2 separate regions of the Homo sapiens genome follow, and region 1 is linked to region 2. Evidence: read pairs that join two places in POLR2A ChIA-PET (ENCODE). Cell type or tissue: OCI-LY7. All regions are shown on one strand. Links, peaks and the distances in the headings refer to the core of each region. The heading gives the core; the rest is flanking DNA.

Region 1 (8,587 bases), core at 2,430-4,929, 290 kb after region 2:
CCTTAACTCCTAGGCTCAAACGATGCTCCTGCCTCAGCCTCTCAAGTAGCTAGGGCTACAGGCACATGCCACCATGCATGGCTAATTTTATAAGAAATTGTCTGTAGAGGTGGGGTCTTGTTGTATTGTCCAGGCTTGTCTCAAACTCCTGCCTCAAGTAATCCTTCTTTTTCAGCCCATAGCATTGGGATTACAGGCATAAGCCACCATGCTCAGCCTAAATGAATCTTTCCCTGACCTTGAGGTACCGCACAAAAAACCCTCCTTCATTCTTATTTTGAGACATACCAGGTTAGGAGGGGGTGAAATGGGCTGGCCCTGTCACTTCCCACTAAGCACTGGTTTTTTAAATATCTTAACCTAGTCTAACTCAGGAGACTCATAAATTAAAAATCTCTCCCATAGGTCTCTTCCTATACCAACTCTAACCTTTGTACTCAACATACAGTGTTTGTCCGGCTAGCACAGTGATTTTTTGTTATCACCATCACATATGCCCCATTCAAGAATTATAGGAGGTGCCCAGGTGCGGTGGCTCATGCCTGTAATCCCAGCACTTCGGGAGGCCGAGGCGGGAGGATCACGAGGTCAGGAGATCGAGACCATCCTGGCTAACACGGTGAAACCCCATCTCTACTAAAAATACAAAAAATTAGCCGGGCATGGTGGCAGGCACCTGTAGTCCCAGCTACTTGGGAGGCTGAGGCAGGAGAATGGCGTGAACCCGGGAGGCGGAGCTTGCAGTGAGCCGAGATAGCGCCACTGCAGTCCAGCCTGGGCGAAAAGAGCGAGACTCTGTCTCAAAAAAAAAAAAAAAAAAAAAAAAAAAAGAAAAAGAAAAAAAGAATTACAGGAGGGGCCAGGAGCAGTGGCTCACACTTGTAATCCCAGCACTTTGGGACGCCAAGGCAGGTGGATCACCTGAGGTCAGGAGTTCAAGACCAGCCTGGCCAACATGGCGAAACTCCATCTCTACTAAAAATACAAAAATTAGCCAGGCATGGTGGTGTGCCTGTAATCCCAGCTACTTGGGAGGCTGAGACAGGAGAATCGCTTGAACCCAGGAGGTGGAGGTTGCAGTGAGCTGAGATTGCACCACTGCACCCTAGCCTGGGCAACAGGGCAAGACTCCATCTCAAAAAAAAAAAAAAAAAAAATTATAGGAAGTGCTAATGTTCCAGAATCAAAACTCTAACAAGGTAACTACTGAACATTGCTAAACACAAGTTAGCAAGGCATTGTGACAGGACGAGAGGCAGAACCACTAGTTCTTCATAGGTAAGGGCCCTCCAGGTGGCAACCTGCTATGACCTGGATGGAACATCCTAATAAATCCTCCTGGGAGATGGAACAGTGGAGGGTTGCAGCCAACCACCTAAACATTTCCCACTCTAAGCTGCCTCTAATGCACATATTCCCAACTCAATTTGTTTCTCTTCATGTTGATTTTAAGATTCAGGAGAAATTGACTAGCGCTGGCATTATACCAGTAAATGGGATATTAAAAACTATGCCTTTCGTAGATTACTAGAGAAACTAGGCACACTTAGAAGATGAGAATGTATACATATCAGTGTATACATACATTTGACTACAAGCCTTGGACCCCCCCCTTAGAAAAGCTTTCAAGGTAAATGAAGTTGGTGGAGGTTGAACTTAATTGATTCTTGGTCCAGGTCACTAAAAGTGTATGAGACATCACTTGATGAGTCAATGGTTAGAATTAAGGGCCAGAGTCAGGAATACAAATCCCTAATTCCAGGCACTTCTCTCCCACTAAACCATCCTGTTCACTTCACTTGGAAGAATCATCTCAGTGAGCACCCTCTCTCCCAGGCAATATGTCCAATTGTTAAACAATTTGATAAATTGTTGCCCATCTAGTTCAAGAATAGCTAATCTTTGAATGTTTACTGACTGCCAGGCAACATGCCAAGTACATTCTCTTGTTTAATCCTTAAAACCACCCTAAGGGCTAAAATAATTAGTGCCAGTTTACAGATGAGGAAACTAAAATACAGAGAGGTTAATGTGCCTAAGGTTCCATTATGCAGTGTCAGTGGAGGTCTCAGATCCTTGGGCTGTCTTCCTCTACCATTCACCAGTAAACAAGTATAGAAGTTTTCATCTTACTGACAACACAACATGCCCCAACTCAGTGCAGGTGACTTAGAAAATCTACAGATTTCTCCTGCTATCCCCAAATTGCAAAGATGTATCATCTCTTGGTCTGGACGCACTACACATGCCCAATTCAGGTAGAGACAACTATAATTTTGTTAAACTGAATTAGAAAATATTAATTTCCAGAATTTATATTGTTTAAATGTGGCTTCCCATGCAAAGTTCCTGGGCTAAAAAGAAAGTAGACATGTAGTCCTTCCAACTTTTATGGGAGAGGGAGGCAGAGGACAAGGGGGTTGAGAATGGGTGTTAGAATGACCATGTTGGGGTGTAATATGTAGAGCGACTGTTCTGATGTGATTGACCATTCTGAAACATATCTGAATTAAGAACAACATTCAAAGTGAAGGATGGGGTACAGCAGAAACCTTCCTCGTAGTCAGGAAGTAAATAATTCATATCTGAAATGGGAGGCAAGGCCATCTGCTATAAGAAAGGCAGTGGGGATAAGAATCATGAGGAGCATGATGAACATCTAAAATAACAATGAAGACTGGGATAAGAATGGATACATAAAAGGACAGCTGCGCAAGGTTTCTGCTGGTTCAGCTGAATCAGAGACGGTTAAGTTTACAGTGGTGCTGACGGACAGCAGTGTGATTTTCTCCTACGGTGTTCAGATCAGGTATGGAAGCAAAGATTGCTGGGCTGTTCTCAGGCTGTTTGCAGGACAGATGCCACAAAAGGAAATACAAGTGACAAAGGTAGAGGATGTAGGCAATGCAGTGATGGAAGAGATACACTGAGAGGCTGGCCGAGGAAGGGAGGCTGAAGAGTATGATCGGGACCTAGGGGTTTTGGTGAGTTCAAGGAGATACAACAGAAATAAGAATGAGAGACAAGGAACAATATGAGCTTGTGATCAAAGACTGGTGTATTGGGATTTCTAATTTCAGAGGTGGAGTAGTTCTGGAGTACTGATAAGTCTAAATTATAATGATGGGAAAGCCCTCAGAAGAGTTAAAATCAAGTAAAAAATTGAGGCTACAGTGGCATTAAGGATAGGTTCTTTGAATGTATACAGCTATTACCAGGATAACTTTTAAAAATAAAAAAGGGTTGCAGTAGAGATCATAAGCCAGGTGAAGTGCCCAGTGAGTAATGGTCTAGAAGTACACAGATGACAGCAAAAGGTCCAAAGGTCCATGCAGATGTCAGAAACCTCACACAAGTAGCTCTGCCTGTGAGAGAAGAGTGATGATTTGGAAGATGCCAAGACTACATGGCCTCTTTTGTGGACTGTGTGGAAGCAGTCTCTATTTGTGAGGGCTGAGAAGTTCATGGGCCTGGAGAAAGCCCTGTTTCTATTAACAAAGTGTGTACATTCTGTAAAGAGGCTAAAAGAGATGACCCAGTTTATGTGGCGTTTTAGAAGGCACGGAGGAAGGGTTGGTGTCAGTACATGTGGTACTGCTAACGAGGAAGTGTATCTGTGTGACCTTTAGCAGTAACAACCTCTGAGCCTGTCCCCAGTGCCTTTTGAGGTGCTGAGGATGAATTGAGATATGAACGCACTTTATAACTACAAAGCAATTTAAGTTCAGGGACTAGAATTTGGGCAAAACGTCATGCTGAAGTATGTGGGTTATCAAGAGATTATTACAGCTACACATACATAACGATGTTTATGTCTGTTTCATTCTATGTGAATGTGAAACTAACAAACTGAGGGAAGTGAGAAAATAAGAGCAGTCAAGTGTGTCAGATGTCACACAGATTGAGTCAATTGAGAATAGAAAATATCGACAAATAGGTTCTTGCTAACCTTGGAAGTAGTGACTTTTCACTATGTGACTTTCAAGGAATTTGACATAGATATGAACAAATTTTTCTGTGCTTGCCAGTTACAGGCATTCACACATCATTCAGTGAATCTTTTGAGGTGCTTATTCCCATTCTCCACAAATACAACGTTGTGTTAATCAGATTGATAAAGCAAAGCTCTAAACACAGAACTGAGAAACTCTGTAAAATGCCACACTAAATATTTTAGGCTTTGTCACAACCACTAACCTCTAATGTTGTAGCCCAAAGCAGCCCTAAACAATACACTAACGAATGTGACTGTGATCCAATAAAGTTTTTTTTCTTGAGACGGAGTCTTGCTCTGTTGCCCAAGCTGGAGTGCAGTGGTGTGATCTTGGCTCACTGCAACCTCTGCCTCTCAGGTTGAAGCGATTCTCCTGCCTCAGCCTCCGAGTAGCTGGATTTCAGGTGCCCACCGCCCCCCACCCCTAGGTAATTTTTGTATTTTAGTAGAGACGGGCTTTCACCATGTTGGTCAGGCTGGTCTCAAACTCCTGACCTTGTGATCCATCTGCCCTGTCCTCCCAAAGTGCTGGGATTACAGGCATAAGCCACTGCACCAAGCCCAATAAAGTTCTCTTTACAAAAACAGGCATCTGGTCAGATTGGGTCCACGGGCTGTTTATTGATACACACTAAACACAATTTTCTCCTAATCCTAGACCCAGCATTTTCTGCATTACACTAGCCCAGTGGTCCTTTCTGAAACTACACTGTTCAAGTTACAGACATATTTAAATGTTTAAATTTAAAATGTTAAATTTAACATTTTAACATGTTTAAATGTTCATAGACACATACAACCTGCACTTTTACTCTTTGAGAAATGAATGCAGTAAATTTACTTAGCTTTCTGAGGGAAATGATAGCCTGAAGGCATGACGTTTTCAAATACCCCAAACTCCAACTAAGATAACCTGGAACCTATTAAATGGATATCCAACATTTTGTACTGAACTCTAAGGATATGAACACCAGGACAATGGTTATTCTGAGGCACAGAAAATACAGCCAAAGCAGCAGCTCAGTATGTACCCCGACAGTGCCTAGAAGAGACTTATGTGGGAGACAAAGTTTCTGGTCAGGTGTATTTGTATACTTCATCAGGCATATGCCTTGCATTACATAGCTCTCGCCCCCAACTTGGCAACATCTTATTGGTTTTCAGAATATACTGATGACGGATTGCCAAAAGAGCTCATGAATGAATATTTTCCATTCTAAGGAAACTTTTTTTCTTTTTGAGACGGAGTTTCACTATTGTTGCCCAGGCTGGAGTGCGATGGGGCGGTCTTGGCTCACTGCAACCCCCATCTCCCAGGTTCAAGCGATTCTCCTGCCTCAGCCTCTCAAATAGCTGCAATTACAGGTGCCGCCACCACGCCCAGCTAGTTTTTATATTTTTGGTAGAGATGGGGTTTCACCATGTTGGCCAGGCTGGTCTCAAGCTCCTGACCTCAGGTGATCTGCCTGCCTTGGCCTCCCAAAGTGCTGGGATTGCAGGCATGACCTACTGCACCCAGACCACTTTTTTTTTTTTTAAAAGAGATGGAGTTTCCTTTATCTGTTGCCCAGGCTGGAGTGCAGTAGCACAATCACAGCTACACTGCAGCCTCGAACTTCTGGGCACAAGCAGTCCTCCTGCCTCAGAGTGGCTGGGACTACAGGTGTGCACCACGACGCCCAGTTATCTAGTTTACTCTTACCCAAGTATAAATGATATGAAACAATCTGAGACTAGTCAGTCAACTGTCCTTGGTAAGATCTCCTTCTTGACAGCCATGTGGATTCTATCACACCCTTTATAATTTACAGCAATCTTCAGTGGTTAAAGCAAAACTGTACATCTATAAAGGAATTCAAGAGAAGTGCAGGAAAAGGATGACAAAAGGTAAATCCCTAGCTACCACCAGAATGTTATCTATCTAAAACTGCCAACTTACGAATAGGTAAAACTTATGGTAAAATTATAAAGGTGAGCACAACAGGAACTGGAATCTATTCTGAAGGGCAATATAATGTACTTCCAAGAATTCTAGATTTTTTTTTTTTTTTGGAGACAGTTTCACTCGTCACCCAGGCTTGAGTGCAGTGGCACAATCTTGGCTCACTGCAACCTCCACCTCCCAAGTTCAAGTGATTCTTGTGCCTCAGCCTCCCAAGTAGCTGAGATTACAGGTGCCCACCACCACACCTGGCTAATTTTTATGTTTTTTGTAGAGACAGGGTTTCGCCATGTTGACCAGGCTGGTCTCAAACGCCTGACCTCAAGTGATCTGCCTGCCTTGGCCTCCCAAAGTGCTGGGATTACAGGCATGAGCGACCATGCCCGGCTAATTCTAGATTTAATAGAGTAAAGAGAAAGTACTTTTGTTACAGACCACTGGTTCTAGTCCTAGACCCAGAATGTCAATACAGTAGCCACTAGCCACTTGTGCCTATGTAAATTTAAAATAAAATACTTTCTAGTCACACTAGCTATATTTCAAGGGCTTAACAGCCACATGTGGTTAGTGGCTACCACACTGGACAGCAAAAGTCTACAAAATATCCATCGTCACAGAAAGTTCTATTAGACAGCACTGTTCTAGACAAAATAAGCATGTAGGTGGCATCTGAATACCCCTTAAATACATCTGGCCCTTGTTTTTGATTCTACCAACCTAGCCACTTACAGCGAAGCACTAGAAATGAAAACATGTGGTTTATAGTGCTCTTTTTTTCCCCTATTTCCTTATTTCTGAAGGTATATATCCCTGATAGAAATGTCCTTTTTAAAAAATTACATAATTGGCCAGGCGTGGTGGCTCACGCCTGTAATCCCAGCACTTTGGGAGGCCGAGGCAGGTAGATCACCTGACGTCGGGAGTTCAAGACCAGCCTGTCCAGCATGGAGAAACCCTGTCTCTACTAAAAACACAAAATAAGCTGGGCATGGTGGCGCATGCTTGTAATCCCAGCTACTTGAGAGGCTGAGTCAGGAGAATCGCTTGAACCTGGAAGGCGGAGGTTGCGGTGAGCAGCGATCACGCCATTGCACTCCAGCCTGGGCAACAAGAGTGAAATTATCTCAAAAAAATAAAAATAAAAAAGTTACAGAATCACATTTTAAACCACCAGAAGTGCTTGGGTATAACTGACCTAGAACATGGCAGTTACTCATCTGTGCCAACACAGACCTTAATATAGGAGGCATAGAAATGAGAAAAATTGGCCGGACGTGGTGGCTCACACCTGTAATCCTAGAACTTTGGGAGGCCAAGGTGGGTGGATCACGAGGTCAGGAGTCCAAGACCAGTCTGGCCAACATGGTGAAACACCATCTCCACTAAAAATACAAAAATTAGCCAGGCGTGGTGGCGGGTGCCTGTAATCCCAGCTACTCAGGAGGCTGAGGCAGGAGAATCACTTGCAACTGGAAGGCGGAGGTTGCAGTGAGATTGCACCACTGTACTCAGCCTGGGCGAAAAGGGCGAAACTCCGTCTCAGAAAAAATAAATGAGAAAAATTTTAAACCTGAAAAAAAATTAAACCTAAGTTACTACTGGGCTGATTACTTCTGGGTTAAATAATAAGATTTCTGAATTTGAAAACCAGGCAGGGCCTGGTGGCTCACGCCTGTAATCCCAGCACTTTGGGGAGCCAAGGCAAGTGGACGGATTGCTTGAGCTCAGGAGTTTGAGACCAGCCTGGGACCACATGGCAAAACTCCATCTCTACAAAAAAATTAGCTGGGCATGGTGGCGAACACCTGTAGTCCCAGCTACTTGGGAAGCTGAAGTGAGAGAATCGCTTGAGCCTGGGAAATAGAGGTTGCAGCCAGCCGAGATCGCACCACTGCACTCCAGCCTTGGCGACACAGCGTGACCATGTCTCAAAAAACAAACTAAACGCCACAACTAGCCAAGATGGAAGGTTGAACACATTTCTGTATCTATCTTAATATGTTTCCTGTATCATTTCCAGGATGCCAAAAAAAAAAAAAATCAACTCTCTAGCCTTCACTTCAGGTCTTTCTCATTAGTCCAGAATTGTCCCCTTGTAAGCTACTTGCTACACTGTCCCTGAATACCACTAACTTTATACAGTCACCAAGTCCTCTGCTACAAGGCCTTTCAAAGTCTGAAATCTTTAAAGGATTTCCAGGATGCATTTTTAAATTCCCCACCAGAACTCAGACTAGGACTTCAAATATGAATTACAGCAAGCTTTCCACATTTCTATAAATAAAAATAAGACTCATATGTTATAAATTGCTTTCAGGCCTTAAAACACCTATCTAATCGTCCCTATCACCTTTGAGACCATGGATTCACATCTTCTCAGTCTTCTCACTGTCCCACAAAGATACAGTTCTCAGCTGCACCAGCATAGATTTATTTTCTCATTATTCTTTATGACTTACCTTGTGCTCACCATCTCCATAAAATCTCCAAGGACTACTCTAAATGTGTATGGCACAGACTATGCATGAAATAATTCAGTATGTAATTATACACTGTTACACATCACAAAACTATGACCACAGGCATTCCTCTGTCCATGTCTGGCATAAATGCTGCAGTTCTCAATCTGAGCAAAGAAACTAAGAGTCAAT
Region 2 (2,500 bases), core at 1-2,500:
ACTCCAAACCTATGTCATCCTCTTCCAGATCCAGGGCTCGTGTCCCTCCCCAAAGCCAGGACACATCATTAAGGTTCCTTCTCATGGACATTTAGAGAAAAAAAACTTTTGAATTTGACCTTTCCAACCTCAGTCTCGCATATTTCTTTGTAAAATGAGGTGTGAGGATCCCTCTTGGCTTCAAAATGCTCTGATTCTAACATCTGCTGTTAATGTCTTCTTCGAATCTTAGCATCAAAGGTGGTGGCGGATGCTGGCCAACTTGAAAAAATTATACAAAGGCTTTGATTAACTTCAATGCCCATGGAAAAAGGTAATTCACAGTTAATCACTTAATCTTTGTTGATGGCAATCTTTCTAAAATCTATTAGAGTAGAGAATAATGAGCAGAATCTAACCTGTCTTTGTTATTGCAGGATTTTGGTTGAGTCTGTATTCTCCTTACATTTTAATTCAGGCAAAAAGGGCAGTAAATGCATTTGTCTGAATTGACCCAGCCCTGGAAGGAGATGCTGTCTGTTAGCCTGTTGAATAAACCCAATTTAGACTTTTTTTTTAAGCATTCTTCCCTATCACGTCCTCTCCAATCAAAGAAGAGCAATTCTTGATTGGTAAGGATGCCCAAGCATTCAAGAAATTAGTACACATGGTTTTTATTACGCAAGTATTTATATGGTAACACATGTATCTATCTTTCTTTCTACAAGCCCCAATACAGTTCCCCTGGCAGTTAAGAATTCTGGTAATTTATAATTTATTTATATATCTGAGGCCTTTCTTTACCTTGACCTAATCATTTTTAATTTATGCTTTGAATGCACTTTATATAAGAGGTCAGGGGAGAAGCAGATAGGAAAAGGAGGTATTTTCAGTATTTTTGTACTTTGTAAGTTTTTATTTTTCAGATTTAGAAAAGTAGCCCTTCAGTACATCAGTTCTCCCCTGCAACTGCTCCAAGGCATAACTATCCAGTCCTCCTAGGTCCTGATTTCCCTGCAGCAATACAGGGCAATAACGAAAAAGAGGGCAAGTGCCAGGTGAAGAAGTCATCCAGAGAGGGGACCAAGTGGCCATTCTTTCCAGGTCACTCATCAAGTACTTATTGATTGCCTGTGATGTGTCAGGCACCGTCCTAGTCACCAAGGGTAAAAATTCTTACCCTGATGGAATTTATATTTTAGTATGGAAGTGGGTAAGACAAACGACACATAAGAAGCACATAATTTGTCAGTAGAAATTGTGTTAAGGAAAATAAAGCAGGGCATGAGGATGTGGGGACAGTGAGTAGGAGTGCTGGTCAGACAGGGTGGTGGGGCAGGACTCTAATAATGGAAACCTGTGGGGCTGAGAGAAGTTCGGAAGTTAACCATGCAGATATCTGAGAGAAGCACGTCCCAGGCAGGGGACACAGCAAAGGCCAATGGCTGGAAAATGCTTGGTATGAAGCAGAAGAAGCAAGGCCAGTCTGGCAGAGCTAAATGAGGAGGTGGGGTAAGTAGGAGAAGTGTCTGAGGGTGAGATTTTCGAGGGCGTTGTGGACCATGGCCAGGACTTTGGATTTTATTCCAAGTGACTTGGGAAGTTGGTGGAGGATTTAGAGCAGCTGCTGCTTCTGTTTTAAGCAGTCACTGGGGCTGCTGGATAAGGAATTAACTGGCTCTGGAAACAGGAGACCAGTAGTGAGTCCTACTGCAATAATCCCAGTCATTGATTTTAGTGGCCTGAGCTAGGTGACCAGCATCACATGGGAGAGAAAGTGAAAATGGCTGGCTGTAGAAGGAAGGCTTCTGAAGGGAGACCCCAGGATTTGCTGATGAGAGGATGTGAATGATGAGAGAAAGAGCTATTAAGGATGATGCCAAGAATTCTGGCCTGATTTTGGGGAGAATGCAGATGCCAATTATTTTCCCTTCTCCCATGTTCAGAGTGAATCACTTATCTCATAAACACATGGCCTCTTGCAAAAAATTAAAAAACAAAAACACATTAAGTGCTGACTTGACCTAGAAATGGAGAAAACCACAAAGCAATGGTTTAGTTGTCTCATATTTGATTTATTGCTGGTTTTATTTGAACGGCTTGAATTTACCCTTTGAGTGTCTTTAAGAATTTACCCTTTGACAGTATCTTTACTTATTTAATCAGTAATAAATAACTCTGCTAACTAGTAGATACAAGGACTATGCAGAGGTGACATGAGTGTGCAAGGAGGAAGTGATGGGTGTGGCAAGTATAAGCCTGTCCAAGAATGTATGGACTCAGAGTCCTCCAATAAATAACAGAAAAGGAAGAAAGGCTGAGCCTGTAGAGCAAAAGAAAAGATCTTCATTTCAATCTCTTACATTTTAGTAACTTTTAATAACTGCACTCAGCTTTTCTGACACTGTCAAGGGTATGCAGGTGGGTGGGTAAATGGTTAAAATGAACAATGATCTGGACAACTAAAGTTTCATGTAATTAGGAAAAGCTACTTTTAGACTGTAGCTTAATTGCATATCCT

The links. Peaks named below come from ENCODE experiments on the same cell type or tissue, not always from the same donor. Only the 100,000 strongest peaks of a DNase experiment are listed, where the experiment ranks them.
Region 1: POLR2A ChIA-PET joins it to region 2 with 5 read pairs; 20 of 35 experiments call an interaction of 5 or more read pairs at or near these places.

The regions. Positions count from the first base shown.
Region 1 is chr7:25,114,061-25,122,647 of GRCh38, forward strand. CYCS (cytochrome c, somatic) reads right to left here. Exons shown (of 3, transcript NM_018947.6): 3 at 4,596-8,587. Among named protein-coding and RNA genes, the nearest start is that of CYCS, 6.9 kb to the right of the region's middle. RefSeq lists enhancers at 3,401-3,470, 3,621-3,670, 3,721-3,990. In OCI-LY7, for the core only: no CTCF peak of the experiment used is centred there; a DNase peak (open chromatin) is centred at 3,871; H3K4me3 peaks cover 544 bases; H3K27ac peaks cover 1,092 bases.
Region 2 is chr7:24,823,514-24,826,013 of GRCh38, forward strand. The region is part of intron 16 of OSBPL3 (oxysterol binding protein like 3); the gene reads right to left. Among named protein-coding and RNA genes, the nearest start is that of GSDME, 67 kb to the left of the region's middle. In OCI-LY7, for the core only: no CTCF peak of the experiment used is centred there; no DNase peak of the experiment used is centred there; H3K27ac peaks cover 1,097 bases.